Linked DNA regions of Homo sapiens: region 1 is linked to region 2. The links are chromatin loops, found by intact Hi-C in ENCODE. Cell type or tissue: IMR-90. All regions are shown on one strand.

Evidence for each region. Peaks named below come from ENCODE experiments on the same cell type or tissue, not always from the same donor. Only the 100,000 strongest peaks of a DNase experiment are listed, where the experiment ranks them.
Region 1: it touches region 2 in a loop (10-fold over the local background); 49 of 110 quality-filtered maps call a loop at or near these places.

What each region holds. Positions count from the first base shown.
Region 1 is chr16:51,815,871-51,820,870 of GRCh38, forward strand. No RefSeq gene overlaps it. Among named protein-coding and RNA genes, the nearest start is that of LINC01571, 56 kb to the left of the region's middle. In IMR-90, a CTCF peak has its summit at 2,676 (motif pointing right); DNase peaks (open chromatin) are centred at 1,251 and 2,691; H3K27ac peaks cover 249 bases.
Region 2 is chr16:51,980,264-51,985,263 of GRCh38, forward strand. No RefSeq gene overlaps it. Among named protein-coding and RNA genes, the nearest start is that of LINC02911, 95 kb to the right of the region's middle. In IMR-90, a CTCF peak has its summit at 2,655 (motif pointing left); a DNase peak (open chromatin) is centred at 2,648; H3K27ac peaks cover 142 bases.

The DNA.
Region 1 (5,000 bases), 160 kb before region 2:
AAAAAGAAGAGAAGATATTACTCAAAATAGAAAATCTTTTAAAATTGTATCCTGGGATAATACTAAAATCTGAGAGTTTGAGGAGCTGAAGAGAGAGATATCACTTCTCAGAGAAAATTAACATTACTGAAGAATAATATGCAATATAATGATAATATGTGGTATGATATTATTATGTGCATTATGAAAATTGCTGGCTATTCATATGTCTCTGCAAAATAAAATAACATAAATATCTGAATTATTTGTTTTTGACCACAAAATAAATTAACACATGTGATATTCATAAAGTTAACATTATGCTTTATATATATAATATATATTATATGGTATGTGTTAAATATGTGATAACATATTCTTTATCTAGTCTATCATTGGCGGGCGTTTAGGTTGGTTCCATGTCTTTGCTATTGTTAATAGTGCTGCAATAAACAAACGCATGCATGTGTCTTTATGATAGAAGGTTTTATATTCCTTTGGGTATATACCCAGTAATGGGATTGCTAGGTCAAATGGTAGTTCTATTTTTAGGTTTTTGAGGAATCACAACACTGTTTTCCACAATGGTTGAACTAATTTACACTCCAATCAATACTGTATAAGCATTCCTTTTTCTCAGCATCCTCACCAGCACCTGTTATTTTTTGACATTTTTAATAATAGGCATTCTGACTGGTGTGAGCTGGTGTCTTATTGTGGTTTTGGTTTGCATTTCTCTAATGCAAACTTGATTTTAAATGATGCTTAGGGTAAGGTGCCTATATTCTTTATCCTTTAGAAGCTTTTGCAGGGTATTTCCAGGAAGATGTCATAATCTCTGAGATAGATAAGAATTAAATCGTTACTTTGAGATCACATACTGCCTGTCATTTAAGAGGCACTTTCCACACATTATCCCATTCAGTCCTCCTGAGATAGGTATTATTGCATCTATTTTACAGAAGAGGAAACTAAAAGTATTAGAAGGGAAAGAATAACTTTTCAAACACACAATACATATGTAGCCTGACCTGGTTCAATCTCAGATCTGTGTGTGAACTTAATTTCTACACTATGCAGACCCTCATCCTAAGGCTCATTTTAAAAAGAGATAAGATCCCATTGAGCTCTGAAATCTTGCTGAGGACAATCAGCAGGAAAAGATGGTCCTTGAGGACTTTTTGTGTGGTGTGTAGGACATTGTTTATAACAACAGTGAAGATTAGTCATGTAGGGACAGAGGCCTTGGCTGGCCCTGGAAGCTGACAGACTTAGGGCAGAGTGAATCAGTAAGGAGGAGCATGGTAGCTACAAGAGTACTTATCACAGCCTCTTCTCTCCTTGGAAGAGAATTAGGAAACATCTTGCTCAACATTCAAGCAGACTGCCTTTTAAAAAACTTTTATTTTAGGTTCAGGGCCACAAATGGACAGATTATTTCACTACCCAGGTAATAAGCATAGTACCTAATGGGTGGTTTTTTGATCCTTGCCATCCTCCTTCCCTCCATCCTCAAGTAGTCCCCAGCGTCTGTTGTTCCCTTCTTTGTGTCCATATGGACTCACTGTTTTGCTTCCAATTATAAATGAGAACATACAGTACTTGGTTTTCTTTTCCTGTGTTTGTTCACTTAGGAGAATGACCTCCAGCTCCATCCATGTTCCTGCAAAGGACATGATCTCATTCTTTTTTAATGGCTGCATAGTATTCCATGGTGTATATGTACCACATTTTCTTTATCCAGCCTACCATTGATGGGTATTTAGGTGGATTCCATGTCTTTGTTATTGTGAAAAGTGCGGCAATGAACATACACATATATGTATCTTTATGGTAGCATGATTTATATTTTATTGTGTATATACCCAGTAGTGGGACTGCTGGGCTGAATGGTAATTCTGTTTTGAGTTCTTTCGTTTCTTCAATGTCTTTTATTAACTTTGTCTAATGAGATTACGCCAATATAGATAAAGACAGATGTGTTATTATCTTGCCCTATACAATAGGAAATAATAAGTCTGCTTTTTAACTCTATATAATACTTGATTTTTTCAATAGGAAAACAGCAAATGATTAGCGCCATGTTTGGAAGTCAGTGCACATAAATGCTGTTTCTCGTAAGTGAGGTTGAAGGATGCGCAGTAACATGAGAGACTCTGTCAGGAAGAATATTTTGGGGAAAATAAAATATTTCTTATTATCCATCTGTACCAAACCCAGCTATTAGGATTGTATTAGTTTGTATCATGCTCTGCCTTCATGAATTCTTGGCTGAACCAGATCCCTCTAGCTTGTGATTTTTCCTTTTTCTGCCAGCATCCTATGGTCTTTGAAAATACCCAAGAAGCGGGAGAAGGGAAAGCCCTAATTCCCAGTGCCTAGCATGGTGTTGATGGGGAGTAGGCACCTGCTGATTGATTGACCAATAAATTATAAAAGGAGAAAGATGGAGTGTTTAAGCACACATTAGACCCAGTTAGGCTGGGTCTGTCTCCTGACTCCAGGTGCATGTAAGATGTATGGCCTTGTTTAGGTCACTGCACCTGAATGAACCTCATCTGTAAAATGAAGATGATACCAATCTTTCCCCGAAGACTTGATGAGAGGATTCAGTGATGCATGTAATGTACCGGTAAACAGAAGCTCCTGCTTCCGTAGACTTTTCACTGGTTGTTGCTCCATGGCAACCTACCAGAAGGGGGCACTGTGGAACCAGACAGTCTCTCTAGGAAACATTGAACTCTGGTTATTGCAAATACTTGACCTACTACTGCATTTTCTCCTTTCTCTTCTCCTCCTTCTTCTATAAGACACGATAAAGAAAACTTTCAAAGCATTTGGGGATGAAAAATTCAAAACAACCCTACCCTTGTCAGTACTGGTCAGTTGGTTAGTGTCCTGGCAGACCAGTGCAGTGGCTGGAAGCCATCAGCCAGGCCAGGGATATTTAAAGCTTTGCCTTCCATTCAACTGTGCCCTGATTTCTCCTTTTATAGGTCTGTCTTTCTCTGGCTCTGGGAGCAAGGACTGACTAATCCATATGTGTATCTCTAACATCTAGCTGGATCCTTAGGACCTAGTGGTTGCTCAATAAATATTTGTTGAATAAATGAATGAGAGAAATGAGTTAAGCTAACCACCAATTTGTCCATTAATTCACTTTACTCCTTTCAATTCTGCTGTTTCCCATAATCAGCAGAAACTTCTTAAGGAAATAGGGATGTTCTCACTAAAAACAAAAAACAAATACAACCTGTTTCCCTCTGAGGTAGGCACAAAAAGGTTCCAGCTCCTAGGTTAGATTATTATGAAACCTAGCCTGGTGCGGTGGCTCATGCCTGTAATCTCAGCAATTTGGGATGCTGAGGCAGGAGGATCACTTGAGGTCAGGAGTTCGAGACCAGCCTGGCCAATATGGTGAAACCCTGCCTCTACTAAAAATACAAAAAACAAACAAACAAACAAACAGCGATTGTGGCATTGTGCGCCTATAATCCTAGCTACTATGGAGGCTGAGGTAGAATTGCTTAAACCTGGGAGGCAGAGGTTGCAGTGAGCCGAGATCGTGCCATTGCACTCCAGCCTGGGTGACAGAGCAAGACTCTGTCTCAAAAAAAAAAAAAAAAAAATATATATATATATATATATATATATATATACATATATATATATATATATATATATATACATATATATATATATATAAAATGATGAAACTTTCCTTGGGAAATGGAGAAAGAAAATTAAAGTGGCAAGTAAGAAGAAAGGAATATGCCTGGCCTGCTGGGCAAGGTTAAGAAATTGGGCAGAGCTGACTAAGAAGCCTCACTTGGACAAAGAAAAGGCCTCCTAGCTTGTAAGGGTGATGCTGTCACAGCTTGGAACTCCTGATCTTGTGCATCCTGATGCAGCAGAAATTTCAGCTAATTTGTCCTATTCAAATGCCTAAATCTCCATCATCCTAAAATTCCGCTATGCATCACTATGGTTTCAGGGGTGATGTTCTGCATGGCTTGGTCCTTAAGGGCAGGGTGGAGAAAAATGCAACTGTAACTCTCCAGTTTTCCTGAAATTGCACTGTGATCTTCTTCAGTCTACTTTGCTTGGTGCATAATAAAAGACAATGCCCTTTGGAAGTGGATTTAAAGAAGAAGGCCAGGGCTTCTTGAGGCCATGGGTCTCTAACTCCTCTCTAACTTCCGAATGGTCTTTACTTCTGTGTGTCCTTCCAGCCTGGACCACCATGGCATGGGTTTCCATTAATATGTTATTTCCCTTTCCTGTTATCACAATATAAAAGACCTTTGTATTGACCTTTCTATCAAAACATCCTTTGTTTAGAATGAAAAGCTATTCACTGTTAAAGCCTTATCTATAGGGTTTAACCAGAGGATCAAATCCAAAGAGCAGAATTCGTTTACTTTGTATTAAATGAGCTCAGTTAAGAAGTCTCAATTTTGGCAGAAAGGTGCATTAATCACAAGGAAAAGAACAGATCTCGCTTTTCACAGCTTCTGGTTTACTTTCAATACAGTTACACAGTGAGGCTTTTGTTCGTGAAAAGTAGCACTGTATTTAAATACAGTAAATATAACAAAATTGCCTTCTTAAAATTACACAAGAGTTCCTCCAGCTCAGGATGCCCATAATGACCTCAGTGTTGCAGGACTAACTTTACGGCTTCAAAAAGGCTCTAAATTAGTTTGGACAGATGGGTTTTATCCTGAGGAAATCAATGAGTTTTTGTGAGTCTGACTTAATTTTTATGCAGCTAGCACTTTGAGATGAAATTAAAATATGTATGAAAAACATATTAAAGTTTCCCTTGGGTCCATCGTTGTTTGTACATTTACAAGGTGTTAAAGAGATGATTTAAAAACTAACTCTATAAGGGATCAATGCAAGCAGACCATGATTTATGGTCTTTCATGACATTTTTGACACTTTGAGCCTAATGTCTTGTGTGTGTTGAACCACTAATTATCTTTTAATTCATAAGGGCTTCATGGTATTTTATAAGT
Region 2 (5,000 bases):
CCTCCCATAGTGCAAAAGAATTTCATTCAATCAAGCAAGTAACTGAGGAGCAAATGGAGAGGCAAAGGAGAGACACAGCGTAATCACCAAGAAGGCTGGACAGTGAGGAGGCTGATAGATAAGAGTAGGACTTCTGTTTGCAGAAGAGAGAAGAAACATCATAGAGAGTGGCATATAAGCCTGTCTCTTTCCCTTTACTCCTCCGCATGAAAATGAAATCCTGCAGTAATCATATTCATTGTGTCAATTTACATGTACGCCATGTTTCATAAGATCCCTTGAGTAAGGTAATTAACACGCCCTGTTCTTCAATTGTTTGTCCCTTTCTTGCCTTCCTGTGAGTACTGCAGCCAGCAGCATCTCTGCCGTGGCTGGGACCTGCGTCACTCTGTCCGAGGTGTGCAATGGGTAGGTTCCTGAGGCTCTTGACTAGTGTCACCAAGACCGTGCCTGATACACTTATTTTTGTCCCTGCCCCCTCTCTTGTACAACTTCCCCCTACTTTAATAGAAAACCCTTCACCATTATAACTCTTCTGTTTCTCTCGGCATTCTCAGCGGGAGTGGAGGGATACCTTTACAAGCACAGGCAAATAAATGGTCCTAGGCTTTACTAAATTGATTAAATGAATTGCTTGTCATCCACACACTTCTATAAGGCAAATCATCCAAGCTGATGAGACAGATGAAGGGTTAAGGGGGTCATAAGGACAGGTTGGGTCCTGGGGAGAGGGGTCCTGTGTAAAAAAAATGAGTAAAACAAAAACAAATAGATAACACAGACCCAGTGAAATAAAATACCAAAAGCCAACATTTGCCCAGAACTTTACAGTTGCAGAGCACTTCCACAGACAAAGACTATTCTCACACTTTGCTAGCCCATTTATGGATCATGATTAGCAACTTGACTGTGGTTGCATAGGTTTCAAATCCTGAATTTTTCTTCAGGACAAATTTTGGGAGGCAGCTTTACCTTAAATACATCTATCAAAATTAGATATGCTAAATTTCCAAGATTTTGAAATCAGCCTTTGTTTTCCACTTTTTGGCATTTCTGAAACTGGGATGTACCCTACAATTGATGTGTAAGTTTAATCTGGCAGTGATTCTTTCTTCTTCTTCTTCTTCTTCTTTTTTTTTCCCCTTGGAGGGCTATTATTGGATCAATGGTGTGTGTTACAGTCAGCAGCATCTTAGGATCAAGGAAACAGAGTGTGCACACTTGTGGGAAATATGAGCATGGATGTGTGTACTTGCTTGTCTGGGTATTTCCACTCATTAGCTCCTTTTTACTACTAAATGCACACCAACACAGCCCTAGGGTCCTGGTAGGGCCCATGGTCCAGACTCCACTAGCCAGCCTACAGTCTTCAAGGAAAGCTACAGCCCTACACGATCAGTTTCTATTCTAAAGGGAGAAGCCTCCATAAGCTCCCAGCATCATCAATAAGCCAAGAAAACCCTGCGATTATCATTGTTGCTATATCCCTTGGTGCTCAGAGGATACCCTCAGAAGAGTTCAAACTCTTAGAGGTCCACGTTCCTCTCTGTGCCTTGTCCCTCTCTCTGTCAGCTCAGAGGGACAACCTCTCTGATCTGGCACAGAAACTCTCTCTTATCTGGCACAGAGGGGGACAGAGTCTGAGCCAGCACAGAGAGGGACAAGGACACAGGCCACATGCCTCTGTTCTGGGTTCCTATTGGAGACACCAAGGCCAGGTACTAAACTTATGCAAGAGGGAGCCGTCTTCTGCAAGTGAGGAAAAGGCTTCAGCATTTAAGCAGGATTTCTTTACAAATTCCTTAATTTCACCTTCCTGAATTTTACACTGAATTTTGTCAGTTTATAAATTTGCACTATAGCTCGGCACTGGGAAGAGGAGGGGGGCAGATAATCAAACCTACGGGCGTTTTACACACAGACACTGAAAAATAAAGACCATTAGCAAAAAGTATAATTAAATTAAAATGCCAACTTGCCAAGGAAGCTCAGTAAATGGGAAATATATCAAACTGTGATAATACAAATGGGCTATTTCTCAAGATGTGAGAATGTCAATGGAATAAACTCTGATAATTTGCTGACTTTTTATGCTGAAGGTAGAGTAATACCTTAAAAATAAATGACCACAATAACACACACACACACACACACACACACACACACAAAACCGTGCAGTATGTGCACAACTGTTTAACCATGCTAATATCACAAGCCTAGGAGCCCCCAGGGCTGGAAGATCTAGAAAAATCACTTAAAGCCCAATTTCTCCTTTTGGGTGAGTTGGCCAGACTCCAAATCCCAGCAGAAATTTTTTATTAGTCACTGGATCTACTTTCTTAGGTCCACTCAGCCTAATTTATTTTGAATGCGTGTTTGCCAGTTAAGTTTAACATATCCAGTTAACGATAGCTGAATATTCTCTAAAAACAATCTTATAATGAAGCTACGGTTCTTTGTAGAATATTGAAAATTACTTTTGGCATGCAAGTTCGTTTCCTTAATTCCTCTTTTAGTGTGCAAATAACCTTTGAAAACCTGCTTCTAGGTGTTTATGTGTCAGGACAGTATCAAAAATTATTCAATTGCCAAGTCACATGTCAACACTTCTACTACAAAGCCTCTGAGAACCCTGATTCTCACTACTCTGCTGCCCTCTAGTGGAAACCTGACAAATCCTCGCCTTCATTTCAATTTATTTATTTCAATGGAAGCATCGAATGGAAAACTCTTTGCATCACACCTTGATGGTAAGAGGCACTTTAGAAGTAGCAAACTTTAAATGACCTGAAAACTGGAGACTCAATTGAAATCCCTTGGAAGAACATTTAACGGAGGTGAGGCTGTCAAATATTTTCTAGTTATTTATCTAAGAATCACCTGCAGCTACAGCCATGCCTTGGAAAAAAAAGACGGGGGGCAACCCCTATGTTCATGTGATGGGCTCAATAGACTGTCTGCTCACGGGATGTTTGGGAATGGCTCAGTCTCTCAATTCTAGAATCACAGTGCACAGGCCAGAGTGTCAGGGGGAGAAGGGACATTTAAAGTTCAGTCATCCTACTGCTGGATGATTTCAAGCAACATAACTGAAATATTCAAATTCTTAGTTGAATTAAAGAAAAATCACTACATATATAACAGTACAGCAGGTATGCAGTTATCACAATGACGTGCAATTGATGAGTCATTTCATTTCCTTCCGTCATCTGATGAGAAGACAGACGCCCAAAGAGGGGAAGGGACTTGCCTAGCACCCACAACTAATAGGTGGCATAGCTGTCACCAGAACCCGTGTCCTGTGATTCATAGTTCAGGTATTTCCCTGTTACAACATTACAACAGGTGCCTTCAAAATTTATTTTTTACTTCTATGTTCGCAGCATGTGTGAAACACATTTTCATAATGTTGCAATGGACATTAACAAGTAACCTGACAAATAAGAACTGAATTATGGAACCTTATGGAACAATTACTTTTAGGAATAAATTAGAGTGGATTCCAGTTTATTCCCATAACTGCATCACTCTTGGAATCCATGAGTGGTTTGCAAGTGGTGCAAATACAGCCACGAGGAACTGTTCATGTGAGAAATAGAAATTTCGATTCATAAATACTGATGTGTGAGAAATGTAACTTTCTTTAAAAACTCAGTTTCTATTTAGACTCCCATCTCACTGAGTGATGGAAGCTTACTTTCAGTTGATTCAGTGTTGGTCTGTCTTCCCACTTTATCTGGATTTGAGTAGAGGGACCAATGTAGTAGGAAAGCACCAGAGAGACAGGTGCAGCCCTAGTCCCCAGTGTCATCATTTCTTCAAGGTGGCACCCGTGAGATTTCCTCATCCCTGTCAGGCGCTCCGTCAACAGTCTTGAGGCCTGCCAACCCCATCAGCTCCTGAATTAAACCCAGCATGCCCCCAGTGCCTAGGAAACTTCCACTGCTTCCCCACCATGAGCTGCCCTGTTGACCCAGGCATGGCACGTGGTTGTGTACACCCTGGAAGTTTTGTCCCCACCCCCAGTCTCTACTTGAGAAGAAGCATGATATTTTTGCTCTTGGATCTCCTCACTGATGTGAGGTTTCCATTGCCAGCACACCCACCATACACCCCACCCACCTAAAAACTGCATTTATGTGGCAAAAGGCAAGGCCATTCCTCAAAGACCCACCAGCATCAAACACACCTCATTCATTAATTCGGTCAATATTTGTTGAGCTTCTTCCCTTTGCACTGAAGATAACCCCATGAGTAGACTGACCAGGTACCAGCCCCAAAGGGGCTCACAACTTAGTGATGAGCATACCATTAAACAAGCAAAATGTACACACAATGACCTCAAGAAAGAGTGGGAAGAAAGTGATGAGGGGTGGTGAGGAAGGATCTGACTTCAAGCTGAGTGGGTGAGAAAAAGCCTTTCCAAGGAAGGGACATTTGAGCAGAGGTTTGCATAAACGTCCAAGCAGGTTCATTTCTAGTCTTGGAGCATGGAATCTCTCCTGGAACTTATCTATTCTTACAAAGAGGAAAAGCAAAAACATTTTATTATTGTGTGTTAGCCTTCTTGTGATCCATGAAAGTGGAGTTCTTAGCAGATAGAGTACACAGGGTCTCACAGAAAGTACAGAGAAAAATACCAGCTCATATTTCAAAATATTATTTCAGGACACATCCACTCTGGGCAGGCTTTGGGAGGGACATCCCTCGTGACAAATTATCTGCCATGTGTGATGAGGAGGCGAAAATAAGGCTGATAAATTGTGTAAAACAGCGTGGAGTTTCCTCAAAAAACTAAAAAGAGAACTGCCCTATAGTCCAGCCATCCCACTTCTGGGTTTAGATCCAAAAGAACTGAAATCAGTGTATCAAAGAGATATCTACACTTTCATGTTTATTGCAGAACTATTCACGATAGCCAAGATATGGAATCAACTTAAGTGCCCATCAACAGATGAATGAATGAAGAAAATGTGGCATATGCACTGTTGAATGTTATG